2 separate regions of the Mus musculus genome follow, and region 2 is linked to region 1. The links are chromatin contacts, found by Hi-C in ENCODE. All regions are on one chromosome and are shown on one strand. The core of a region is the stretch at or near the end of the contact, and the rest is flanking DNA. Distances in the headings are between cores, read along the strand shown. Region 1 holds the start of Tspan2 (tetraspanin 2). Region 2 holds the start of Bcas2 (breast carcinoma amplified sequence 2).

Evidence for each region. A loop is a pair of places that touch in the nucleus more often than their neighbours do.
Region 2: a map of T-helper 2 cell shows a loop between it and region 1 (3-fold over the local background). The contact joins the promoter of Bcas2 here to the promoter of Tspan2 in region 1. A Hi-C loop is called at or near these places in 2 of 37 maps with a recorded cell type or tissue (T-helper 1 cell and T-helper 2 cell).

Annotation. Positions count from the first base shown.
Region 1 is chr3:102,730,967-102,736,901 of GRCm38, reverse strand. It overlaps Tspan2 (tetraspanin 2), which reads right to left and starts at 2,132. Exons shown (of 8, transcript NM_027533.3): 1 at 1,837-2,132. The coding sequence starts at 1,905. Tspan2os (tetraspanin 2, opposite strand) reads left to right here and starts at 1,485. Exons shown (of 4, transcript NR_040588.1): 1 at 1,485-1,674.
Region 2 is chr3:103,169,220-103,175,154 of GRCm38, reverse strand. It overlaps Bcas2 (breast carcinoma amplified sequence 2), which reads right to left and starts at 3,500. Exons shown (of 7, transcript NM_026602.4): 1 at 3,290-3,500; 2 at 3,115-3,207; 3 at 1,810-1,880; 4 at 654-815. The coding sequence starts at 3,382. Dennd2c (DENN/MADD domain containing 2C) reads right to left here. Exons shown (of 19, transcript NM_001384113.1): 19 at 5,417-5,935.

The DNA of each region.
Region 1 (5,935 bases), core at 883-3,382:
GGTGATTCTGAAACATGCCCGTGGGTTCAGATTACCTGGATGCCTTCTAGAATAGCTTGCTGGGCTCCTCCCCAACACTGTCTGATTCAGCGAGCCGGGCTGAGTGAAAATATATGTTTCTGAAAATTCCCCAGGGAGCCCTGATGCTGTTGACCCAGGAGCCACATTCTGAGGACAGCTGGGTGACTGAACCTCCCACAGGATGAAGATGGAGGAGGCAGCCTTTGAGTCCTGTCTCTGCCACTCAACAGCTGTGGGACCTATCTGATCCCCCACGTCTTCGTCTATGAAGATGGGGATGCCCTGCTTGCACATGCGCACTGTCCCTAACCCACTGCAAAGGTTTGATAAGTCTGGAGAAGCTGGCACAAAATAAGCACTAAACCCAGCCTGAGAGACTTCCCTCCCTGGCTCACACAAAGTATGTTGTAAGCAGTGAGAGTAACGGGTGTCACTGCAACATGGCACCTATAATTAACAGCCTTCGAAATTAAGCCAGACTTATAAACAAACAAACAAACAAACAAACAAACAAACAATACAGCACAAGGGCGCTCAGAAAGTCTTCTTCCTGGAGTGTGATGGGTGTAAAAGCCAAGTTGTACAAAGTCTATATGTATTTTTAAAATACAGGGGATGTCCCCAGGTACTGCCTCCAGACTGTCCATTGCTAGCCAGTGTTGGTCATGGCCACGCAGTCTCTGAAGAGCTTAGAGTTGCTGGAGTCACCCAGGCTTCAGGGCTGATGGGTTGGTAGTCACAAGTGAGGCCCATCGTTCAATAATTTATTACTTATCGTCCATCCAGCCTCCTCAGAGCAGATGGGACAACCATCGCGGCCAGTCCAGTGGTTTCAAAGCATCCCAAAGCATCTCTGCTCCTGCAGTTACCCACATCCCCTGAAGCGAGACTCGTGTCTTCCCTCAGGGTCTATCTGAGCAGCTACACTGGCTGGCATTCTGTTACTGGAAGGCCAATAGGGACTGTGCAGAATGGGCCTCTGACCGTTTTCCAGGGCTCGGGAGAGAGTATTCCAGGGATGGTACACCTCTAACTATGCCCTGCTAACACAGTAGACTGGGGCCATGGCACTCTCTCTGGCTGTCTCTATGCATCTCTACCCAGGGAATGCTGCCAGGTCTACACCACCCTGCAAAGTTGAATGAGATCATTTCAAGAGTACTGGTTGTACGCAGGGACCCTAGGGGGATGTTGCTGCTCTTCCAAAATCCCTCCATTTTCCAACCCCTCGTAAAAGAGCACCCACCACTGCCCACCCAGAAGACCCCCCCCCCCGCCAATGCCCAAGAAAAGGACGATCTTCCCCACTCTTTCAATTTTCTCTACTGTCCGTTATTTTCCCAACAAACCACCAGAGCCAGGCGGCGTGTCCGCACACTCTTGGTTGGGGCGCCACCCCAGGCAGCCCTACGGTAGGGATTTCCCTCCCAGAGCCTTGGCCCGGCCGCCGGGTTCCCCAGAGAAGGCAGCGCGAGAAGTGGGTGTGTGTACACAGCAGGATGCAGGGAGCACGGGCCGCCAGGCCCCCAGCCCTCGGAATATTGGGGCCCGCTAGATCCCCGCACCTGGCGCCACCCGCCGGGCGATGCCGCCGAAGATGATGGCTTCTTTCGGGGGAGCATCGCACCGTGTCTCCTCTTCTCATCACCTCTGGTAGCTCAAGCTTCTCTATGTCCTATCCCCCTCCATATGTCCCCTCCCTCTTTGTCTGCTTAGCGCCTCTGAACATCCTGCCCTCTCCTATGGCCCAACTCTATTGCGGTCACCTCCCCGGGGACCCTGGCCCCCTAACCGGCCCGCCGGTTCGGGTCTCACCCAGAACAGCAGGTTGAAGCCGAGCAGCAGATACTTGATGCACCGCAGGCCCCCGCGAAAACGCCCCATGCTGCGACCCCGGCGGCGGGCTCCCGATTCCCCAGGCCCGCGCCGAGCCCCGGGAGCGGCGGGCGCCGGTGGAGGGGCGGGGCGGGTTGGGAGGGGCGTGACCTGTGGGCGTGGTCTGCGGGCGGGGATTTGGTCGCGAGCGGCCAGCTGGCTGTGGCTGGGGCGCCCTGGGGTGGAGATCCCGGTCCCACGCACCCGCTCCGGCCCTTGGAGGTAGCACCACCTTCGTCCACGCTGGTGGGCTTGGGCTCCTGTAGCTATCCGAGCATATGTGCGCCCACCCGGAACGCGGGGTCCATTTAATCAGTGCCGGGTGCCCAGACTCCCTTGAGGCCCTCGATGATGGTTGAAGTTATCCTGCGTGTCTATGGAAACCTAGGGAGGTGACTTCAGATGGTAAAGCTAATAGGATCGGTGAAGCCGGTAGAGACTCTGTGGTGAGGCGCCAGGCAGAGTGTCCAGGGCTGCAGTTAAGCAGAGTCCTGCAAGCGCCCAGGCCGCGGGCGGAGGCCGCTGCTGGGGACCCTCCCTCCTGCCGCTGCGTTCCTAGAGGACTGTTACCTTAATAGGCAAGAACTGGGAGTAGGCGCGCCAGGCGGAGGCCCTGGGCCCTGACACTGCTTCCCACCCTGCCCAGTCCAGCCCACCAGATCAGGGAAAGGGAGTCAGACCTCTCACTCACATCCTGCTAGGTTTGATAGATCGGGGGCCTTGAAAGAAGTCCAGATTCTTAGGGTCTAGACTGAGATGTGTAGATCAGGGAAAGGGAGCGAGTTCTGTTTTGCTTTGTTTTTATTAAGCTAGGCGACTGGTGAAGAATCGGGCATTCACTTCAGTTGACTAAGTGTCTACAATATGTGGTGTCAGACGGCACGGGGGAGACAGGAAAGTGTAAAATCAGGGAGCTTGTGCATTAATTTAGCAACACTCTAAGTGCCAATTATAGGCCAGGCATAGTAGCAAGCCCTGGGGACACCAGAAGAATGCCAGGCTTGCTATCACATCTTTACTGGAGGGCACAGATCTGTAAGCAAATTTTTGGAACAAGGTGAGGTGGGTGGGCTAGGAGCTGGGCAAGAGACTGCTTCTGCCTTGACTAAGGAAGGCTTTTCAAGAAGACTGGACCTGATCCTAATTTGTAAAATAGGTGTCAGTAGCTGGGCAGTGGTTGTTCACGCCTTTAATCCCAGCTCTTGGGAGGCAGAGGCAGGCAGATTTCTGAGTTTGAGGCCAGCCTGGTCTACAGAGTGAGTTCCAGGATAGCCAGGGCTATACAGAGAAACCCTGTCTCAAAAAACCAAAACCAAACAAACAAAAAGGTGCCAGTAGAGAGAGCAGGGGGTCAGGGGAGGAAGCAGAGGAAGTACAACCTAGCCTGGGAGCAGGAGTCAGAGAGATGGCCAAGGTGAGGGGAGTCAGGAGCTCACCAGAACAAATCACAGAGGGCAGGCACTTGACTAATGTGACACATTACCCCATTATCTTGGGGCCTCTCTTTCCCATCTCAGTATGGAGATTGTACAACCTGCTTCAAAAGAGTTGTGAAGATTAAGGAGTTAATATATGTACAGTGAGATCAGTGAGGCACATGAGATTATGATATAAGGTAGCCAGGACCTCACCAACCATTCATTCAATTTCTTCCGTGTTACAGTCAGGCATATTTCCATCTTTGAAAAGCTAGTGAATTTTATTTATGAAACTGAGAAGGCAAATGAAAGTGCTGCTTCTGGTAGTAACAGTGAACTGGAGACAAAGATGAAGTCATTAAGTATGCGGAGGCGAAGCCCTGGTTTCAGTTACACTTATAGCTCTCTCTCACCTTGGTTTTGCTTTGAAAGAGGAACTAAATTAATAAGTGGTCTCTACTATCCAGTAGGCATTCAGTAAATCAACTGAGGGAACAGTAATATTATACTGTTGTGTTACATTGTTGAATTTTATGTCTGTAATATTTACAGATTATATATTCTGTAGTCTCTGGAAACAGAATTCCTATTATGATATATAATAAATCCATTGTTCTCTCATCCTGTAACCCTTGTGCATTTACTAGAAATGTTTCATTGCATGCCTAACGTGACACTTTTAGATCTGCAGTATGTACTGAACCCTTAGCTTAGTAACTTTTCCTGTTGCTGTGATAAAGCAGCAAAGGAGGAACCAGCTCACAGTTCAAGCGATGGAAGTTACCGTTACCGCAGCAGGAACTTGAGCTGGCCACATTGTATTCAATGTCAAGAATCAGAGAGTTATAAATGCTTGGTTTTGGAGCAGGATTTCAACCTAGGGAATGGTGCCACCTGCAGTGGGCAGGTCTCACCCCAATTAACCTAACCAAGCTACCTCACTTGTGTCTCCCAGCTGATTCTAGAGCTCATCAAATTTTTGATTGAAATTAATCATAAAAGTTCCCCTTCACAAAGTTAGGTCTTAGGCTGCTTTGCAGGGCTGGCTTAAGATAAGGGTGAGCCACTACTCCCCAACTTAAGGCAATCCTTTACCCTTGTAGTTCAGAAAATAAGCAGACAGGTGTTGAAGCTAATGGGATGGGAGCGGTGGCTCCTGGGAACCTGTTGCTCTCTCTTCTCATTGTTGTTGGGCATAGACTTTTGCTTGAAGTTGTATCCTTGATACCAGGCTAGGACAGACCCAACACTGAGGACAACAAAGCAGGATGTTGAAAAAACTCTAGGCTATAGATGACATTACTCCAATTCCGAAGCTACTGTTGACTCTAGTTTTTAGACCACCCCCCCCACCCTCGTGTGAGTGTGAGTGCGTGTGTGTGTGTGTGTGTGTGTGTGTGTGTGTGTGTGTGTGTGTGCAGGTAGCCACAGAGGCTGGAAGAGACTGTCAGATCCTCAAAAGCTGGAGTTATAGGTGCTTGGAAGTCACCTGATAAGATGGTAGGAACAGAATCCAGGTCCAGTGGAAGTGCAGGAAGCATGTTTCTTAACCACCCGCCACTTCTCCAGATCGACTTCAGATTTTAGTATGTGTGTGTATCCTATGTCATCATGGCTAAGAGCATCCTACCTAATTTTAAGATACATTATTATATTCAAGTAATGGATACATTAAATGTCACAACAAGGACATTAACCTTTAAACTGATTGCCAGCGCTACTGTGCTACAGCACTACATGTACAAAAAAATGATTATGGAAAATATTTTCTCTTCTTCGTCCCCTGCAACATTTTATTATTAGTATTTCTAGATATAAAACAAGCTCAAAATATCAGGCAGCAAACACCATATCACCATCATGTAGATTTCCCAATAAACATCCTGTTTTCGTCTCCTTACTTATATGTACAGCTGTTCGACTGTGTTTCTAGTTTTTGTTTGTTTCAAGACAGGGTTTCTCTGTGTAGCCCTGGTTGTCTAGGAACTCTGTAGACCACACTGGCCTTCAACTCACAGAGATCTGCTTGTCTCTGCCTCCCTAGTTCTGGGGTTAAATGTGTGTGCCACCACTGTCTGGCTAGCTGTCCTGCTTGTAAACCTCTTATTCATTTTGCTTTACAAGTGTTTTACCCCAATCTTTTTAGCATAGGTGACATTAAAGTCCAAATATTTGCTTATGTTTTTTTTCCCCCGTTAAAATAAGTCTTTGAAAATATGTAGATTTTAGGTCTACCATTTGACAGCGTTTGGGAACTAGCCAAACCCTGCTGAGGTTAGGAGGGTAATGCCAGGCATGGAAGGAAGGTGCTGTGCTTCCTTATAGGCAGTCTGGCCCCACATTGGAGGGCAACCTTGCTCTCACATAATTGACATTGTACGGCATTTATCCTCACACATTCAAATGGATATGAAAAATCATTTCTTCTAAGTTTGGACATTTTTTAATGTCACTTTTGGTGACATCAAATATTAAATGTCTTAAAGAAAATTGTTACAATGCTCGCTTCAATACTTGCAGTAGAAACTGCTTGCCAGTGTGATCTGCCACCCACTGTCATCTTTCTGAAAGCACACGAACAAGCTCTTCTTGAACAGGAGGAGTTTTACAGTTTTCCCTCT
Region 2 (5,935 bases), core at 2,251-4,750, 440 kb before region 1:
AGAGATGTATATGTGTGTGTACAGATACTTCCCCTAGGAGAAACAGTATAGTATTCCTTGATTCTGTGTTCAGGGGAAACTTTATTGCTTTATTTTTTGAGGCAAGATCTCACTCTGGAGCCCGAGCTGGCCAGAAACTCATGGAAATCCCCAGACCTCAGCCTCCTGAGCATTGCTGGACAGAAGGTGAGCGGCCGGCCACCCTGGTCAGGACTTTAAGCAACATGACATGTGAATACGAGAACCCATTATTTAAGCATCTGCCCATTAAGGAGTGCATTCTATCAAGTGATATTCTGCAGATCACCCTCAGAGCTCATTTTCTTATACAGTACAGTGAACGTGGTAGGTAGTTACGTGGATGTAGGATAGCTCAGCATTAGTGAACTCTAAGGTAGGACTCAAGGTAGCCTTTCGTTGGTGTAGTTCTGAGACAATCCCATGTCAAATCTAGCATTCTTGTTATTATTTTGGGTACAGGGTTTGCTATATGAGCTTAGGATGACTAAACTCAAAATATAAGCCAGGCAGGCCCTCCTCCACACCTTAGCTTCCCACACCAACTGCTGGAATTAAAAACATACCACACTTTAAAAGACACTAGCAACTCTGGGTGGGACAGGATAAGAAAGAGAAGGCCCAGCGCCTCTTACTCATTGTACACCTTCCAGGCATTGCATCCATGCTGTGACATCAGCTCCAGATTCTCGATCCGGACCGCCTGGTGCTCCAACTGAGCCATAGAATTGTTTACACATTCTTGCCATGCAGTAATGTCATTTTTTTGACCTGAGGAAGGGGCTGGAAGTTCATATCTGAAATTACATAACAAACAAACCAATGTATCTTTCAAAGCCTTCATCACTCCTTCCAACAGAATTCTCATGGACATATGCCCACTACATAAAGACAAAGACACAAATTATCAACTCCCGACCACACATGCACAGAGACCAAGGATATAATGTAGATCAGGCAGTACAAAGAAACCTGTTAGTTTGGAAACTGATTTACAGATAAAACTAACAAAAAAAACCCTATTTCCATAAATGTGAACTAGTTAAATGAGCTGTGACAGTCACCAAGACTCTCATGTCTCTTGTTCCTATTTGTCTATCATGACCTTTCTTAGGTAATGTCTAATTATCAGCTTTAAAAAAAAAAAAAAAAAGACTTTTAAAAGATTAATTATTTCATGTATGTGAGTACACTGTCGCAGTCTTTCCACACACCAGAAGAGGGCATCGGATCTGCATTACAGATGGTTGTGAGCCACCATGTGGCTGCTGGGATTTGAACTCAGGACCTCTGCAAGAGCAGTCAGTGCTCTTAACCGATGAGCCACCTCAGCAGCCCTTTAGGCAACTTTTTAAAAAGCTGATAAGCAGTGCTGGAGAGATGGCTTAGCAGTTAAGAGCAGTGACTGCTTTTCCAGAGGTCCTGAGTTCAATTCCCAGTAGCCACATGGTGGCTTACAACCATCCATAAAGAGATCTGACACCTTCTTCTGGTGTGTCTGAAGACAGCTACAGTGTACTTATGTATAACAATAAATAAATCTTTTTTTTTGTTTTTTTTTGTTTTTTTTTTCCAAGACAGGGTTTCTCTGTGTAGCCCTGGCTGTCCTGGAACTCACTTTGTAGACCTTTGCTGGCCTCGAACTCAGAAATCTGCCTGCCTCTGCCTCGTGCGCCACTACGACCGGCTGGTACTCTCTTTTTATTCTCACTTCCTACCCACAGCAGCAAACACAAACACTCTTCCAACCACTGGCAAAGCAGCTGTTACCATAGCTCAACCTCATCTTACCGTTTCATGCTGAGTAATTCAATCGGTTGTCGAGCAGCGAGTCTTTCAAATTCATTTCTCATTATGTCTGTCTGATGCACAAACACCACAAAGAATTAGTAACAGAATCATGCTGAAAATAATGAATGCAGTTTACTGAGATTTTATACTTTGTACTACACATTATAGCGAATCTTTTCCCTTCTCAATCACTACTCAAAAAAAAAAAAAAAAAAAAAAGGATGCTAATATTTGAACCCAGGGCCACTGACACATCCCCCAGTTGAGGTTAATTCTATCTAGAATCTGAAGAAATAGGCATATTCTTTAATTCCATATTCTGCCCAGGCATGAAAGGAGGTGGACATAGAAGAGTCCACCTCTCAAGGATTAACCCTAAACCAGCAGTTTTCAATGCCCTGTAGTCAGCCAGCTGTGGAACTCTGAAAACAGCTTTAATCCCAGCCCCACGTCACGTTGTAATTCACAACACACAACAGTCTTGAATCATTTCAGGAAGTCTCCGCTGCTGCATGACGAACTGACACAGTGTAAACTGTTTGGGTACAGTGTAAATGGTGAAGTCACATGATGTAACATGGACCAGAGCTTAGATCTGGGACTTGAGTTTTCAATTAATTTCTGGGTTAGTACTTTTTACTCTTGCCAAATTTCTTGCAGCTCCCACATCAGTTATGAAACCCCCACTGAGGAGTCACAACCCAGTTTAAAAACCTGGCATCTAGATCCGAAGTATCACACATCCCTGCGCATGGAGCAGTCTCCTTTCAGCCTGAAAGTGCTTCTAACAACATCTAAGTGGTGTTTTTTGGTTGCACTTGTAGAATAACCACTTAAAAACAGCATGCAGTTAGACATGCTTGTTCAGGCATTCATACACCTGTTAACTATCTGAGACTTGGTACAAAAGAATCTCCCTCCAGGGGTGGCAAAGAGTACAGGTACTTAAGATTATAAATATTAAAATCTCGTGAGTGATACCTGTTCTTGAGTGGACCTTAGAGAATAAAGGGCCCTTTTGTGAAATGTACCATGACTCTTCTACACACACACACACACACACACGGAGGTGCACACTATTAAACAAATCTGCAGAAACTAATGGAGCATTTCGCAGGTTCTTGTAGTACGAAGCCCGTGACATGCGCATCTGGCGGTTTCAAACCGACTCACACCTACATGGCACTCAGTACGAGCTGCAGGCACCAGCTAACTTGGAAGGTGGAGTTCACTTTACACAGCTAAAGCCCTCACTCCCGTATCAAAGTCCGCAAGCCTCCTGGCTTACTTCAAAGGCACACTTACTTCAAAGGCAGAATAATCCGGGGCCGTCAGGTAGCTCAGGTAGTTCTTGGTAGGTCGGTATCTGCGCGTCTCCTCCTCCACCAGGGCCGCCGCCTAAGAACGAGAACAGGCCAGGGTCGCGGCGGGAAAGGGCGGCGTGCCTTCGGCGGACCCGCCGCACATGACCCGCACTCACCGCTTCCCGCACGCCGGGTGCCTCATAGCCTTGGTCAAAATATGGTAGCGCATCTACCACCACCTCTCCGGCTACCAAGCCCGTGCCCGCCATCGCGCGGCACTAGGCTTCAAGAGCGCCTTCTGAGTCTGCGCAGCCTCGGTTCTAATTCCACTGCGCCTGCGCCTGGAATGACGTCACACACGCCGCTGCCTTTGGGGCTTCGATTCGGGCGCACGCGCAGTTGGTAATTATAGCCACTAGGCTCTAAGCCTAAGCATCACGTGCTGGCGTGCCGGGGTGCCTTTCTTTGTATGGGTGCCGTTTTTTTTTTTTTTTTTTTTGAAGGAGTGGGTAGGGCAGACTTCGGAAGAGGTGGTTGCTGGACTTGGCTGGAGGGGAGAAATATATTTTCCACATCCTTTAACCTTCCATTGTTTAGACTCACATAGTGCTGGGCTTCTAGCGCTCCCTTGCTTTATCCTCATTTCGCAGCCGGTCCCTTAAGAATGTTCTTTTATAGAAACTAGAAATGTGCGCCTATTTTCCAATTAAATTTTTAGATCCAACAACCTGAGGGGTGCGGCTCAATGGCAAAACCAGGTCAGTCCGCAGCACTGCAAACACCTCATCCCTTCCATGACTGTAATTATAACTATAAAATGCCTCATTTTAGAAGCTCTGCCTTGGAGTGGAGGCAACTCAGGGGAGAGCTAGAAGCCCAGAAAAAGGGAAACTCACAGGAATATGCTAGGGTGACCATAAGACTTGAAGCAACAGGGGATATAGGACCTGAAATGGCCACCTCCTGGAACCAGGCAAGACTTCCAATGGATTGATGGGGACACCAATCTACCCACAAAACCAAAATTTGTCCTGCTTACAAGATGTGTGGGGATAAAGATGGACTAGAAACTGAGGGGATGATCAAGGCCCAACTTGAGACTCATCCCATGAGAGCAAGCCCACCCCTGACACTATTAATGTTTTGCTACACTTCCAGACAGGAGAGGCTTCGCCCAACAGCTGCTGGAAACAGATGGAAAGATCCACAGCCAAACATTAGGCAGAGCTCTGGGAATCTTGTGGAAGAAGGGGAGGAAGGAATGAAGGAACCAGAAGGGTCAAGGACACCACAAAAAAAGCCATACAGAATCAACTAACCTGGTCCCGCAGGGGTTCACAGAGACTGATCCACCAACCAAAGAGGCTGCAATGGACAGTCCTGGATCCTTACACACATGTAACAGATATGCAGCTTCTGTGGGACCCCTAACAGCTGGAGCAGGGGCTGTCTCTGACTCTGCCTTTGGACCCCCTTCCCCTAACTGGGCAGCCTTGTCTAGCCTCAACAGAAGATAGGCCTAGTCTTACTGCAACTTGCTATGCCAAGGCTGATATCCACGGGAGGCCTCCCCTTCTCTGAGGAGAAAGGGAGAAGATGGGGAAAGGAGAGAAGAGAGGGAGTAGGAGGATAGGTGGGAGGGAAGGCTGTGATCAGATAAAATAATGAGAAAATCTTGCTATTTTTTGTCTTTAGGGCCTATACAAAACCCAATCATTTTTGCCTTTAGGATTTGTGGTAATAAAATATTACTCCACGTTGCCTCTCAACCCCTCAGGCTGTAGTTAGCATACATTCTTTGTAAAATATCTTCCAGACTAAGAGGTAATGAAAAAAAGATTGTGAGACTATATAAGCTATCCAGTGTACGTTCAACCAAGAGCTTTGGAAAAGTTGATCTCGGTTATAATCCTGGTTAGTCTAAGCTGGATTTGAGTATTTACGAATTTACATTGTGTAAATGTGCTGTTTATGGGTTTATGTAAAGTGTGTGTGTTGTGATTTGATAACTGCCTCTCATACATAGGCTTAGGGATTTGAACACTCAGTCCCCAGCTGGTGGCGCTGTTGCAGAGGTTTAGTTACTTTTGCTCTCTGCTTTCAAGTTGCCCTTTGAAAATGTGAACTCTCCCGCTACTGCCTTCATGCTTCTCCACCTGAATTAACTCTCAGCCCTGGAATGTAAGCCAAGGCAAATGTTCTTCTTTAAGTTGCTTGGTCAATGTTCTATCACTGCAATAGAAAAGTAACCACTACACATCTTATGTGCATTTGTTTTAAATTCTCCAAGAGATCTGTGGGAATTTTTTTAAAATGCCTTTATCTGTAAACATTTGATAGAAATATTGAACAATTCTTTTTACAAACGTATTTAGAATTCACAACATTTACAAAAACAAATTACAACAAACTCAAGGAAAGGAAGCAGCTTTAGATCTTAAGAAGGTTAAGACTCTCCCAAAAGCAGTCTCCCTGCAGAGGGACAGTCATGATTGACCACAGTAAACCCTCCTTCCCCATCTTATAAACAACCAGTCATGAATTGTTCCATCGGGATTGGAGTGTAGGAAGAAGGAAAGGAGAGAGCTGTCTGGGAGGAGCTCCCCTGGGTGAGCTGCACTAACATTTGAAAGGACAGACTCAGTTCTCTTCCCTGGACCCATGTGTGGGAACTATATTGCACAGCACCAGTCTTAAATGGATTCATTCAGACACCCTAGTATGAGTGACAATGACAATACTATACAAGTCAGTGAGTTGTATCCCAGTACAACAAACAACACTTTCCAAGTCTGAATGAGTATTTTCCATGCCAGGTAAAG